Linked DNA regions of Homo sapiens: region 2 is linked to region 1. A link is an interaction called in ENCODE POLR2A ChIA-PET data of the cell type or tissue named here. Cell type or tissue: OCI-LY7. All regions are shown on one strand.

The links. Peaks named below come from ENCODE experiments on the same cell type or tissue, not always from the same donor. Only the 100,000 strongest peaks of a DNase experiment are listed, where the experiment ranks them.
Region 2: POLR2A ChIA-PET joins it to region 1 with 23 read pairs; 3 of 35 experiments call an interaction of 5 or more read pairs at or near these places.

Annotation. Positions count from the first base shown.
Region 1 is chr2:183,112,698-183,120,697 of GRCh38, reverse strand. It overlaps a transcript of NUP35 not described here. Among named protein-coding and RNA genes, the nearest start is that of NUP35, 7.7 kb to the left of the region's middle. In OCI-LY7, no CTCF peak of the experiment used is centred here; a DNase peak (open chromatin) is centred at 3,207; H3K27ac peaks cover 652 bases.
Region 2 is chr2:182,925,345-182,933,344 of GRCh38, reverse strand. NCKAP1 (NCK associated protein 1) reads left to right here. Exons shown (of 31, transcript NM_013436.5): 27 at 2,557-2,650; 28 at 4,446-4,562; 29 at 5,119-5,228; 30 at 6,440-6,529; 31 at 7,527-8,000. The coding sequence ends at 7,643. Among named protein-coding and RNA genes, the nearest start is that of FRZB, 63 kb to the right of the region's middle. In OCI-LY7, no CTCF peak of the experiment used is centred here; no DNase peak of the experiment used is centred here.

The DNA.
Region 1 (8,000 bases):
TGATTTCTAGATTATATTGTTTGTAAAATAGAAACAATACCTACTTTGAAAAATGGTTATTCTTAGTACAGTGTCTGCTCCACTTTGTTTTTTCTGACATTCACCTTCTCTACCATCAAACATTGAGATATTCTTTCTGCCTCTTCAATTCCTATACAATTGCAGTCAACTCCTTACATCTCCCTGCCTTCAGTTTCTCCCACCAAGCCTAACACACCAGTAGCCAAAACTTTCTTTTTTTTTTTTTTTTTTGAGACGGAGTCTCACTCTGTCATCCAGGCTGGAGTACAGTGGAGCGATCTCAGGTTACTGCAACATCTGCCTCCCGTGTTCAAGAAATTCTCCTGCCTCAGGCTCCCGAGTAGCTGGGATTACAGGTGTACACCGCCACACCCGGCTACTTTTTGTATTTTTAGTAGAGACAGGGTTTTGCCATGTTGGCCAGGCTGGTCTCGAACTCCTGACCTCAAGTGATCTGTCAGATTTGGCCTCCCAAAGTGTTGGGATTACAGGCATGAGCCACCGTGCCTGGCCCAAAGCTTTCTTCTTCATACACATTACCCAGCTGTCTGAAAACACTCACTGAGTTCCTATTTTCTACAGAAGCCTCCTTTTCTTCAGCCTCCACAAGACTCAGGTGTGCAGCACATGTCATTTAGTAACATCCTTCATTATACTATATACATTGTCACCTGGACAGCAAAGAAGGAAAAAATCAGAATCTCTCATGGTGGGAGGGTAGAAGCATCTCTTTAAGAGACTTCCATAGGAACCCCTAAAGGCAATACACATTGTTACCCTACTTTCACCCTGGGGTAACTGAGATCCTTGGCTTCAAAAATAAAATCCCAGGGTGGGGTGGCATGTACCTTTTAGTCCCAGCTACTCAGGAGGCTGAGGCGGGAGGATCACTTGACCCCAGGAGTTCCATGCTGCAGTGAGCCATGATCCTGTTACTGAACTCCAGCCTAGGCCACAGAGCTGGACCCTGTTCCCTGCCCACCCCCCTCCAAAAAGAAAAATTTCCTTCACCTCCTCATCCTAACCTTTTGCTCCAATCAATTCTCTCATTATTCCCTGTTGAAAACCCTCATTCTCTTGTGAACAGCTCTTCACATTGTATTTCTTGCTCACATCAACCCTCTGCCTAGCATCCCTTAGCTTTCCACCCCAATTTGCAAAGTCTTGTGTTTCTTTCAAGTAGCAGCTCAAGCCTCTTTCTGTCATGTAAACCTGCCCCAGCCATGCCAACTCTGATTCGTCTTATCTCTTCACCTCACTTTGCTGTAAGATACTTGTTTTGTAAGTTTTCTTTTCAGCCCCACTAGATGGATTTTCTTGAGGCCAGGGACCATAACTTTTCCTATTTTGTATTTCCATTATTTTTCAATTAAATGTATGTTGAAAAATAAATGGTTACAGTAGGTAGCTATTCAGGCATAAACAGAGCAAGAGAAGGTGCCCCCTACCCCAACCAGGAATGTCAGGCGGTTGTTAAACTCTCTCTCTAAAATAATTGATTGCAGCCAGTGCCAGGAAAAGGCAGTTTCCCAGTAGATAGAAACACCTAAAACTGGTGATCGGCAGCTTCCCGATAAGATCCAAGGAGTTGGGAAAGTGGGCTCAAGCATGCATATTAAGAGGCAAAATGGAGGAGTTTAACTGGTATCTGACCTCCTAAGGACATTCAGCTGGTAAGGGAAGAACACTTCCAGTGAGCATGCGTACAACTCCAGTAAACACATTGCGCATGCTTACCTCCAAAGTGCTAACAGGCCTCTCACTCCAAGGGAGGAATCAAGGGAAAAGGGATGCAAGATGCCAGAAGTATGCCAACATGTAAAACCCTACGTCCAAGGTCAAATGGGGCACTTGTCCTCCAAGATGCCCGCTTGGCCCTCTTCCAAGTGTACTTTACTTTCTTTTCATTCCTCCTCTCAAGTTTTTCAACAAACCTTCACTCCTGCTCTAAAACTTGTCTTGGTCTCTTCTGCCTTATGCCCCTTAGTCAGATTCTCTCCTGAGGACACAAGAATTGTTGTTGCAGACCCGTATGGATTTGCCGCTGACAACATATTTTGGTGCTGTGTAATTTGGATTCCCACCACTGACAACAAAATGATTAAACATTAATTACAAGCTGTAAATAAACATTAAACAAAGGATAATTATCTGACATAACTTATTTAATGCAATTTTGCATGTTTGCCAATTTTAAAAATCATAACTGCACATTAGTTATATTAAGTGCTTATTATAAAATGAAGACCTGTTTATAGTTCTAATTACCCTTTTTTGTGTAAAATGAGATCTTCAAAATGTGGATTATCTTGAATGAGAAACATTTGTACTTTTTTTATTTCTTGTTAAACTGCAATTTTAGAAATACTGCATGTTCACTATATTCCTCTGTAGATGAATATTATCTTGATTACAATACTTTTTTCTCTACCTTCTATTCTGAACGCACTAAATAAACTGTCAAATGGAACCTGTTTCCTATTTCTGTTCTGAATTCCTTCCTCCCAGGACATCAGATTTCATCATAGTGCTATTTTTGTAGACCATTGATTATCAAACTTAGGTGGGGAGCCCTTTCTTCAACAAAGGATGGTGCAGATGCTTAATAAATACAACTGCCCAGTTGGGAGGGGAGGAACAGAAAGAGTACAAGGGTTCTTGCCCCCTAAACTGCCAAGTATCGCAACTCCAGGTGACTCTTGAAATACTTGGTTTGGAGTACCTAGGGCTACAGAGAGCTCAACCTGAAAATTAGCTCTGAGCTATATTTCAACTTTCTTCTAAACTCAAATTTTGAAAAAGTCAGAAATATGTAAAATCTCACATTTTAAAAATTTTTCAATAAGTTTAATATATCCACACCAAACTGCTTGTATATCTATCATATATACTGAATATTCATCAACCTATTTATAAGTGTCCAACAATATGCAGTGTTTGTATATAAATACAAAATCAACTTGTTACTCTTAAAAGCCCACTCTCAGTCTATTCTATAAAACAAAAACAAATAATTTTTTAAAATTGAAGTGAAGAAAAAAGATTTCCACCTTTAGTAAGACTTTAGAAAAAAGATGGAGTTTGTCATCTTCAGAAAGAGAGCAAGGGGAGAGAGCATCTTATCACTCATGCTCTCACCGTCTCAGCCTTCAGCACCTGGTGTAGCATGGGCTACCCCTCACTTAATGATGTCACATAAAGCACACAGAGGAACCATGACTTCCTGGATACCAAGGACAAGTGATCTCCAAAGACCCTTTGTGATGTTTACAATGTAGAGATCTGGCTGGGCATGGTGACTCACGCCTGTGATCCCAGCACTTTGGGAGGCTGAAGCAGGAGGATTGCTTGAGCTCAGGAGTTTAACATCAGCCTGGGCCACACAGTGAGACCTCGTCTTTAAAAAAATCAGACATCATCTTTAAAAAAATACAAATTTGGCTGGGCACAGTGGCTCATGCCTGTAATCCCAGAAATTTGGGAGGCCGAAGCGGGTGGATCACCGGAGGTCAGGAGTTCGAGACCAGCCTGGCCAACATGTTGAAACCCCGTCTCTACTAAAAAAGTACAAAAATTAGCTGGGTGTGGTGGCAGGCACCTGTAATGCCAGCTACTCGGGAGGCTGAGGCAAGAGAATCGCTTGAACCCAGCAGGTGGAGGTTGCAGTGAGTCAAGATCATGCAATTGCACTCCAGCCTGGGCAACAGGAGTGAAACTCTGTCTCAAAAAAAAAAAATACAAATTTACTCTTGTTATTTGCATTATCTGACCTCTATAAACAATCATGACCAAAGCCATGTCTTTATACATTTAAAAATAAAATATTACATGTGAAAATGCATGAAGTTTTTCTGATCATTTTACTATAGTAAACAACTGGCAGAAAGGAAGTAGCTAAACTTCAAAAGAAACATCAGTTTACTTCATTCACCTGTTGTCGTTAAATCAATTAAATGATTCCTTTCACCTGCAGGAAGTGAAAAAACTAACTTTAAAACTTACATAACTTTCAGGTGTAATTTTATTTCCTGCTCTTCTATTTGAACTATCAGGTAGTTTGATCAGATGTTTAAAAGAGGAAGTTCATAGCAGGCAAAATTGACAACTTTGAATAAAAAATGCTATGGATTTTAGGAAGAGCTATATCAAGGATTTGCCTTGAAATAATTTGCTAGGGTAGGGAGGGCAGAAAGAGAGGAGGGATGATGTCTAGGGGTATACATTAAACCAGAAAAGCCATGAGTCAATAAATGTTGATGGTAACAAATTATGCTATTCTTTGTTTTTCTTTTTCTTTTTTCAGAGTGCTAGAACTCAATGCTATTGTCTATAATTTTGTGTATGTTTGTTATTTTCCCTAATTAAATTCTTTTTTAAAAAAAACATCAATAAGCCTAAATTCTAGAGTGTTCAAAAGTCATACATTCTGTCTCAGCTTATGTGAAAAATGAGAGAAAAAAAATCAATGAAAAACGCTGGGCATGGTGGCCTCAGCCTATAATCCTAGCCACTCAGAAGGGTGAGGCAAGAGGATCACTTGAGGCCAGGAGTTTGAGACCAGCCTGGGCAACTTCTGGGGACCCAAGAAATAAAAATAAAAAATTTTGCCAGGCATAGTGATGCACGCATGTAGTCCCAGCTACTTGGGAGGCTAAGGTAGGAGGATAACTTGAGCCCAGGAAGTTTGAGGCTGCAGTGAGCTATGATCACACTACTGCACTCCAATCTGGGTGATAGAATGAGACCCTGTCTCTTCAAAAAACAAAAAACGAAAAAAGGAAAACATGAATCTTTCCTTGCTTGATAATGCCTTTGTTTAGAGAATCAGCGTGTTGTTGACTACAGGTGCAAATCTTGACTTCAAATACTTAATAGACATGTGACATTAACATCTCTAAGACTCTGTTTTAAAAATCTGAATAGTGTGAATAATTTTACCTACCTCATGTAATACATTGACTTATTTACCCAGCAATAGATATATATTAAATATAATATATTCAACAATTGAATTTTAGCCTAATGGTCTTATCTGTCATTCAGCATACGATGTAGCCTTTGATAAACTAATTTGGCTTCTTCCCCCATTAATCTGCCAAACAAGTCTTTCCAAAGTCACCAAAGACCTCTGATATGTTTTGGATCTGTGTCCCCACCCAAATCTTATATTGAAATATAATCCACAGTGTTGGAGGTGGGGTCTGGTGGGAGGTGATTGGATCATGGGGGTGGATTTCTCATGAATGGTTTAGCACCATCCCTCCTGGTACTGTCTTTGAGATAGTGAGTTCTCATGAGATATGGTTGTTTAAAAGTGTGTAGCATGTCCCACCTCACTCTCTTGTTCCTGCTTTCACCATGTGAAGCACCTGCTCCTGTTCTCCCCTCCACCATGAGTAAAAAGCTTCCTGGGGCCTTCCCAGAAGCAAATACCACTATACTTTCTATACAGCCTGCAGAACTATGAGCTAATTAAACCTCTTTTCTTATAAATTACCCAGTCTTGGGTATTTGTTTATAGCAATGCAAGAACAGACTAATACAACCACCATGAGGCTAAATCCAATACATTTTAGGTTCTAACCTTTTGTAACTTCTCAGTGTGAGTTCTTGAACACTCTCTTTGTAGCCTTCAGTTTCTCTGGCAATATACTCTCTTGAGTTCCCTCCTGCCTCTCTCACCATATGACCATGTCTTTTCTTGACTCATCCTCCTCTACCTAGCCACTAAAAATTGTTCCCATAGCCAGGTGCCAGTGACTCACACCTATAATTCTAACATTTTGGGAGGCTGAGGCAGGAAGATCGCTTGAGCCCAGGAGTTCGAGACCAGCCTGGGCAACATAGCAAGACCCTGTCTCTATAAAAATAGTAATAATAATAATAAAATTGTCCCCCAAGGCTTTATCTTATGATCTGGCCTTGCCCTACACTCTTTCCTCATATGTTGTCATCCATGCACATTGCCTACAATGACTCTCAATTCATATCGCCAGCCCAGATCATTCTGTGTGGTACAAATTTATGTATCCAATTACCTACTTGACATATCTATTTGACTTGGATATCTCAAAGGTACTTCAAAATCAAATTTAAAAAGCCAAACTCATGGTCTTTTGTATAAAACTTGAATATTTATCTCAGGGAATGGCACCACCAGCCATCTAGTTATTAAAGCATGAAACCATGGATGGTGTTGAAAACCTCTCTTTCCAACACAAATTCAATGCCAAGTCCTGTGAATTCTACCTCCTAAATACCATTTAAATGCATCCATTTTTTTTTCAATTTTTACTGCTTCAGCAAAATCTCAGTTTCATCACCTGAGACCTGGACCTAGCTTCCTTAATGATCTTGCTTTCCCTCCCTAATCCACTCTCCACAGTGCAGTCAGACTGATCTTTTTAAAGTAATATTCTGCATAAGTTTCTCTCCTGCTTAAAACTTTTCCATTTTGCTGGGTGCAATGAGTCACACCTGTAATCCTAACAGTTTGGGAGGCTGAAGTGGGATTGCTACAGGTAGTCCCACCTGCTTGGGTGGCTAAGACAGGAGGATTGCTTGAGCCCGGGAAGTTGAGGCTGCAGTGAGCCCTGATCATGCCACTGCACTCCAGCCTGGGTGACAGAGCGAGATCCTATCTCAAAACTTTTCAGTTTCTTTCACTGTTTAAAAGGCCAAAATCCTAGAGCTTCCTACAAGCCCCTGCTTGATGTAGCCTAACAGTCCAGCCTCATCTGACACCACCTTATCACTTCTGGTTCACTGCTCCAGCCATTCAGCCCTCTTTCCATCACTCCAATGTGTCATGCTCCTTCCCAACCCTGGGTCTTTACCTATTCTCCTCCCTCAGTTTTGGAAGACCTGCAACAACCCACTCTCCCTCACTTAGTCAACGCCTACTTATCTTTTCTAACCGATGGTAAATGTCACTCAAAAGTCAGGAAAGCCTTCCCTCATAACTAGATGAGGTTACTGTTTGAGTTATATATTTCTGTACTTTAAAAAATAATCCATATCTTCCCTCCCAACTAGATTATAAGCTCCATGAAGTCAAGGACTTGTGTTTTTTTCATTAAGCCTTTTAAAAACTTTATTTTTGAGATATTTATAGATTCACCAGCAGTTGTAAAAAACAATGCAGAGAAATCTCATGGCCCCTTACCCAGTTTCTCCCAATGATTACATCTTGCAAAACTAAAGTACAATGTCATAACCAGGATATTGAACAGTGATACATCAAGTTAAAGGACATTATTATTACCATGTTGCCCTTTTATAACCCCACCAACTTCCCTCTCCTGCCACCATTTCCTTAATTCCTGAAAATCACTATTCTGTTCTCCATTTCTATAATTTTGTCATGTCAAGAATGTTATAGTAGTGGAATCATACAGTATGTAACATTTTGGGGATTGACTTTTTTACTCAGCATAATTCTTTGTAGATTCATTCGGCTTGACGCACACACATCATTAGTTTGTTCCTCTTTATTACTGAATGGTATTCCATGGCATGGATGCATCACACTTTAGACAGCCATTCACCCATTGAAGAACATCTGGGTTGTTTCCAGTTCTGCCTATTACAAATAAACTGTCTATAAACATTCATGTACACGTTTTTGTATTAATATATATAATCATTTATCTGGGGAAAATGCCCAGGGGTATAGTTGCTGGGTCACACAGTAGTTGTGTATTTAGCTTTTTTAAAAACTGCCAAAATCTTTTCCAGAGTAGCCGTACCATTTTACACTTCCACCAATAACATATAAGTGATTCCATTTCTCTATATCCTTGCCAACATTTGGTGTGTCATTATCTCTTAGCCATTCTGGTGGGTATGTAGTGATATCTCATTGTGGTTTTAACTTGCACTTCCCCAGTAGCTATGATGTCGAACATTTTATTATGTGCTTATTTGTCATCTGTATATCCTCTTCAGTAAAGTGTCTCTTCATACATTTTGTCCATTTC
Region 2 (8,000 bases), 190 kb after region 1:
TTCTTCCTTCTCTCACTCTCTTTCTTACTCTGTCCCTCTTTTTATATGGTATTCTGTGAGCTAACTAGATCTTTCTGTTGCATTCTCACATCTATCTGTTTTACCTTCTAATTTATTCTACTTGAAAATACCAACCTTTTCTCTTTCTGCCTTTTGAAATCCTGCCTGTATTTTAAGGCTTGATTCAATTGCCATTTTCTAAGAACCATTCCTAGATTCTCCAATGATAAAGAACTTCTTCTTTCTTAGTGTTATCAGAGAACTTGTTTATCTCCTGTGGAGTTGAATATAATCTGCCTTGTATTATAATTCTATTTTTCTACTTATATTTATACCAAATGGTATATATCTTGAAGACCCAGACTTTGTTTTTTTGGTGTTGTTGCTGTTGTTTCTCTTACAGTGTTTTGTGCAGAATAAACATTTGAGATCAGTGATTGTCTTGTGATTCTATGATTGAAAACTATGTACAAATAGCTCAAAATGATTTCCTAAGTGGAAACACTGCAGAAAAAATAAAGTTAAGGAGACAAAAACTAATCAGTTCTTGAGAAGACACTGATGTGCAGAATTATAAGAATTCTAATTAATATTCTGAGCAACCATTCACTTTTCACCTGACATAATCATGTTTAGTTTCCAGCAAACTTTCAATAGAACTTAACTTTTAAAAAAAAAAACAACAAAAAACAAAAACATGTTTTTAAACAGCTTTATTGAGTTATAACGCACCTATCAGAAAATTTACTCATTTAAAATGCACAATTCAGTGGTTTTTAGTGTAGTGACAGAGTTGTTCAACCATCACTAAAGTCAGTTTTAGAACATTTTCATCATCCCCAAAAAGAAGCCTTGTACCCATTAGCAGTCACTCCCCATTCCACTTCTCCCCCATCCCCAGCCCTAGGCAACGACTAATCTACTTTCTGTTTAAATTAGCCTACTTTGGACACTTACATAAATCATCATGTGTAGTCTTCTGATACTGGCTTCTTTCACTTGGCATATTTTCAGGATTCATACATATTACAGCATATATCAGTACTTTTTTTAATGATTGTTGAATAATGTTTCATTGTATGGGTATACAACATTTTGTTTATTCACATCAATTGATGGACATCTGGGTTGTTTTCACTTCTTAGCTATTAGAAACACTGCTACTGTGAACATCCGTGTACAAGTTTTTAATGTGTGAACGTGTATTATTTCTCTTGAATATATACCAGGAGAGAATTGCAGGGTCATATGAAAACTGTATGTTTAGCCTTTTGAGGAACTGCTAAACTGTTTTCAAATTGGGTGTGTCATTTTGCATTCCTACCAGCATTGTATGAGGGTTTCATTTTTTCTGCATCTTCACTAATACTTGTAATTGTCTGTGTTCTTAATCATAGCCATCTAGTGAGTGTGAAGTGGCATCTCATTGTTTATATTTGCATTTTCCTGATGGCAAATTATGTTGAACATGTTTTCATATGTTTACTGGTTATTTCTATATCTTCTTTGGAGAAATAACCATTCAAAGCCTTTGACATTTTAAATTGGGTTGTCTTTTTCTATTTGTGAGTTCTTCATATGTTTTGGATACAAGTCCATTAACAGATTCATGATTTGCAAATCTTTTCTCTAATTCTATAGGTTGATGATGTCTTTTAGTTTCAATGAAGTCCATTTTATCTGTTTTTGGGGGTTTGTTTGTGCTTTTGGTGTCAGTCTAAGAAACCATTGCCTAATGCAGTGTCATGATGATTTGTGCCTATATTTTTTTCTAAGCGTTTTACAGTTTTAGCTCTTACATTTAGGTTTATGATTTATTTTGAGTTAATTTTTGTGTGTGAAGTGAGTAATAGATTACAAACATTTTAATCTAGAACTTAATCCCTGCCATGTTCCCAGTTTTTCTAAGCTATACTATTTTACTTCGTATTTTATACTAAGGTTTTTTGTCGCAATATCAGAGGTAACCAGTTATATAGATAGCTTTCTTCTGAGGTTATTGAGCAGTCAGAATGCCTTGAATATTTGAAATCTATATGTGATACAGAAAAATTACTTTCGTTATTAGAAATTCCCTTATCAGATTTTTAAATGAATACTCCTTAAAAAAACTATTATAAGTAATTTGCTATATTTATAGATACGATATGATTAGACATTGAACCACTATAATTTTTCATTAAACCACTATGGAGATAAACACAGGTCTAGTAATATTGATTCACTTTGTTCATTTATTCATCTTTTCTGACTTGATATTTTATATTCATGCTTCCAAGCAAAGTGATAACTTTAGAATTATCCTGTTGGAATGTGCCACAGAAAGTATACAAGTTTTGTTTGGCCTAGCAGTAGGAAGTTAGAACCAGCAGCACCTCACAGTATTCAACCTACATTGAATCAGTTGTTCAGTATACTTAGTTTTGCTGTAGTTTCTGCTTCAGCCAAGTTTCCGAAATTCTCTGGTGTTCTTCTAGGCAGACTCTAATAAACAGTGAGCTTTCTCAGAAATTTGTTAGACTATTTATTGCTCTGTAATTCTTTTGTTTTTATCAGGTTGCAATGAATGTGTATGAGTTATCATCAGCTGCCGGATTACCTTGTGAGATTGATCCTGCATTGGTCGTAGCTCTTTCTTCACAAAAATCGGGTAAAATGCATTAGTAAATATTTAATACTCTTAGTTAAAGTTACCAGGGCAGCATAGGTATAGGTATGATATTTAACCATATATTCAAATGCCTGCTTTGTGTTCAGCTTTTTAAATTTGTTATTATTATTGCTGGTACTTGGACTATATCAGTGCATAAAACACAAACATCACCCTTCTGGAACTTAAGATTGGTTGAGATTACTGAGCCATTTAGTGTATATAGATGCAGCAGTGAAGAGGATCCAGGTCTGAGCCTTGAGCCATTCTAAGATTTAAGAGCTCAGGGAGAAAAGGAAAAACCACGAAAAAAGAAATTTAGAGAAATTGAGAAGAAAGGACCAATGAAGTAGAAGAAAAACCAGGAAAGGGTAGCTTCCAGGAAGATAGAAAGGAAATGATCAGCTATGTAGAGTTAATTGGTGGTACTAACAAGATCAGTGTCAGTGAGGTTTTATGGGCAAAAGGCTGAGTAGTGAGTAAGGGAGATTAAGGGAGAACAGGAGGAAAGGATTTGGAGATAACTAGAAGACAACTCAAAGAGTTCTATTGTAAAGGGAAGCAAAGAAATAAAATCTCACCAGCTGGAGGCAAGAGCAAAGTCAAGAGAAGGATTTTTTTAAGATGGAGGAGATTACAGCATTTGTATGCTAATGGGAGATGGTCCAGTAGATAGCAAAAAATTGAGATCTAGGAAAGGGTATTCTGTTTTTATTGTACTAGAGTTATTCACCATCAAGAGTTTTATATAAAACATTTAGAAATTTTTAAGACCAGCCCTTAGAAATGCAGTACTCAGAATCCTGTAGATATTTCTTGATTTGTCTACAAAGTAAATATAGCATTTCATCTCTTTCTACTACTAAAATGCCCCTTCTGCCTCCTTGAGGCAGCAGCATGGTGTTTGAGTTCATCAGTTTTTTTTTTTTTTTCATTTAACAATGCAATTTTGTTTCCTCATTCATACAGTATGTTACATTTAGTCACATGGATAATTATAATTATTACTTGATTTGCTACAGCTGTATTTTTTGTAGTCGACCAAATCTTTAAAACATATTTCAGCTCTTTTCTTACATTCAATTCTTAATTATATCTAATGGTGATTAGTAGCCTAAATAACCCACAATTTGAGTGCATATCACAATAAATGTTTTAGAAAGGGTTATGTCTTGAAAGCTTTAGAGCAATGCTGGGTATTTTTATTCATGACTAGTTTCTTCTGTCTTCTTCTGTCTTCTTTTATTCATGACTAGTTTCTTCTGTCTTCTAAAATAGAGAGGTTGAAAACCCATTCCACTTTCCACATTTATGTCTTTTAAATAGTAAATTTCAAATTATATTCATATCTCTTTCAAAAAGTAATTAAGATTTTTTTGGTGATTTTGCAGAATAATTTATAAGTTTTCTAAATTGTAAATAGAACTGTCTCATAAAGTAATAATTCCTCATTAGTTTTCAATTAGGAAATTGTAGGATTGCAGTTATCCTAACTGTATTTTTTGTTCTATAATCTTACAATTAAAAAAAATAAAATCTTACCTTACTGTTTTATCAGACGTCCTTGAAATATGCCTAAGTAGTTGATAATAGTCCATTGTAATATAAACTGTTTCTACTTTATATTTTTATAACAAAATTGTGACCAATTCTATAGAATGCTAGTAAAATAGTTTACTATTTCAAAAAAAAAAGTAAACCATTTTTAAAATAAAAATCTGTTTAGTTTAGATTATCAAATCTTAACTAATCTTGAAGAAATACCTTGATTTTATTCTTAATTTTTGTCTCTTAGAAAACATTAGTCCAGAAGAAGAGTATAAAATTGCCTGCCTTCTCATGGTGTTTGTGGCAGTTTCTTTGCCAACACTGGCCAGTAATGTGATGTCTCAGTACAGCCCTGCTATAGAAGGTAATAGTGGTTTAAAATTGTTTTGGCGATGAATAAATCATGGGTTTTGGTATTTTATAATAAAATATGAGTTAAGTTCTGCCACTAACTGGCAGTGGAACATGGGGTAGTCTGTTTCCCTTTTCCTAAACTGCAGTTTCCTGATATATGAAATGTGTGTAAGTAAGCTCATGTGTGCCTGAATGTGTGTAGAGGTCGGTGAGGGATTATCCAACTCATAGGATTATTTTAAGGATTGAATGGTAAAATGTTGTAAAGCAGCTAAGCACTTCCTTTTTATTTCCGAGCTACTATAAAACTGATGTGTGATTTCTTTTAGATGTTTTCAGAAGTGTTTGCCTGTTTAACATATACACGATCGTTTGTTACTCTCCTGTTAAACTAGTTTTAAAAACATCAGTGTTCATGAAAGTCAAAGGAGAGCAAGTCCGGTCATGTCCCAACTCTACTCTTAATTATGCCCCTATTTATGCAGATTGTGAAGTCATTAAAGATTTGCCTTCTATGTATTATTTGCTATTTTGGGGTCTACACAACCCTATTTGCATTTTCTCAGGGCATTGCAACAACATACATTGCTTGGCCAAAGCCATCAACCAGATTGCTGCAGCTTTGTTTACAATTCACAAAGGAAGCATTGAAGACCGTCTTAAAGAATTTCTGGCGGTATGTATAATCAAATAACAAAACTCATCACATTTTATAAAGAAAACTAAAATTCACAACCACAAAATGTAAGAATAAATTCTCTTTATTTTTACATTTTATTTAGTGTCCTCTAATGGCATTTTGTTTTCAAATTATTTTCTCAGGTATATGAATTTCAGTCTCCTTTTATTTTTATTTGTTTATTTTCTTTTTTGGAGGGAGAAACAGGTGAAGGTGGGGCATTAAAATCGAGGAGCCGTCCGTTATTTCCCTTAGACTCGGAAGTCTCTTTCCCAACTCTAGAGCTCTGCAATATGACCTTTTTTCCCCAAGCTGATGTTTGGACTGCCCTAGAAATTTTCCTAGGCTTGAAAGAGAAAAAAAGCAAAGGAAAATTGAGGCCAAGAGAGAAGCTATTCCCTCTAAAAAGACATATTTTACTTTTTTCCATTTCTTTGGAGAAAGACAATTAATGGTGAAAAATTCATCATTAAAAATACTACTCACTACCAAGAGAGAGGAGTGCTAAATGTAGCCTCATGAAACATGGTTTTTAGTTTCTCTATCAATGTAGTTCTTTCTTTTCTTTATTAATATAACCTTTTCCATATTTTATTTAAACGAAAGATATACCATGGCATACTGAACTCTAGAACATTTACTTCTTTTTCAGTTATAAATCCTGTCAGCTTTTTTAAAAAATAATTTTTAAATTACAAATGCAAATATAGTACTAACTTGAGGAGAAAATAACTTCTATTTCAAGGAAAACACTATTAAAAATTTTAAGTGTTTCTTTCCATTTGCAAATAATTCCTTCACTCAGGGTTTAATGTCTTAATCTTACAGTGTTTCTGTGAAGTCAAATCCAGTGTGAAACTGTCTTCTTCCTTGGGAACTAAGAAATATAGTCAGTATAGATAATGGGATGGGATAAGAGAAAATAATTTGAATCATTTTAAAAAGCAGACTTGTTCTGAAAAAATCAGTTTTAAAGACCAATAAGAATATTTGATTACATTTATTATGTTAGTGTCTCTTTGTGCCTTAATTACTCTCTAAATTACTGCTTGAATGTAGGCTATCTAAGCTCATCTTATTTAATTGCTCATTATTTTATATTTAGCACTGAATGATTGAAATGTGTTGGAAGTTGAAACATACCTAAAATAAGTAACCGATGAACCTTTTATTAACAAACTCACTTTATGTGTATGTATACTTTTAAGCTTGCATCCTCCAGTCTACTGAAAATTGGCCAGGAGACAGATAAAACTACAACAAGAAATAGAGAATCTGTTTATTTACTGCTAGATATGGTAAGTCTCATTTTAATTTTTACTAACAATAAAAAAGTTCCAGTCGTTCCTGAGAATCTTTTCTTGGCATCTTAGTCATTGAATACTTTTTTTGATCCCTTTTGTTCACTTCACGTAAGCCACACCTTTCTAAAATTTGCAGAGAAGACTGACATCACTCATATTTTATCATTTCGGTAATATCAGAAGATAACAATCAAAGGTTAGCATTAACTGTGGGTATTCTTTTATGAACAGTTTTTCAACCTGTTGGAAAACACTCAGGCCTTGTATTTTTCTAGTGTATTGGTGTCACCTCTCTTCCAGTTTTCTGAGTTTTCTACATTCTAACTCTATTCTGCCCATTTCTCGTAATTTTCTGTAATTCTCTGTGCCTAGTCACTTCCCTCTCTGCAGTATCTGTGAACCAGCTCTTGCTTGTTTCTACCACGTGGCTCTTTCCCCACTTAGAGTTATTTTCCTTACCTGCAGAAATTGGATTTATCCTAATGACTTAGCACATCCCACAGCTCAAATCTTTTTCCAGATAGTCTTTCTTGATTACTTTGGCCTACATTAATCTTTCTTCTGTTTTGAATTCTTACAGAATTTACAGCTTTCCATTTCATTATAGTCGGTCTTATGTTTGGTTTTGCTTCCTAGCTTAGTCTTTGATTGCCAGGTAGAGTTGATAGTACAAAAAAAAAATATTTTTGTATTGTCTTTTATTTCTAGTATATCAGTGAGGAAAATGAAAGTGCTCAATATATTCCTGTTGATTAAATAAATTTAATTGAAAAGTAGCTCTTTTTAAACAGTTTGATATACATTCACTGTGGCACATTTACATTTTAGATTAAGTAAAAGGAAAATAATATGTGTCTATTGCTAATAAGAACAATATAGAAGTTATGCCTTACTGGTTGTCAATAAATGTTCCCATTATAAATAACTTATGATTTTTGTTTATAAACAAGTTATAAATAACTTGTTTTGATGGATTTTTTGAATTTTACAGATTGTACAAGAATCTCCATTCCTTACAATGGATCTTTTGGAATCTTGTTTTCCTTATGTCTTGCTGAGAAATGCATACCATGCTGTCTACAAACAAAGTGTTACATCTTCTGCATAAAATTACCTACTTAATCAAGATAAGCACGCATTTTTGTTGCCTTGGTTTTACCTGTAGACTGTGGAACTATTTTACCTTAAGACCTGAAAAAGTTTTGTGGATTATAAATTTCTTTCATACGGTTGTATTTTCTGATCATTGGTTTCTTAATATGGTTGTACTACAGTATACTTGGTTGATTTAGGTTGCACATTCACTGAATTCACTGAGATTATTCCTATAATTTTAAAGTATCATTTATTTGAAAAACATACATTATCAACATGTTTTTGATATTTGATAATGAAAAAAATCTTTGCTTGTTTATTTCTGAAAAAGAACTGTATTTAGTGATTATTTTAGATAGTGATATTATAG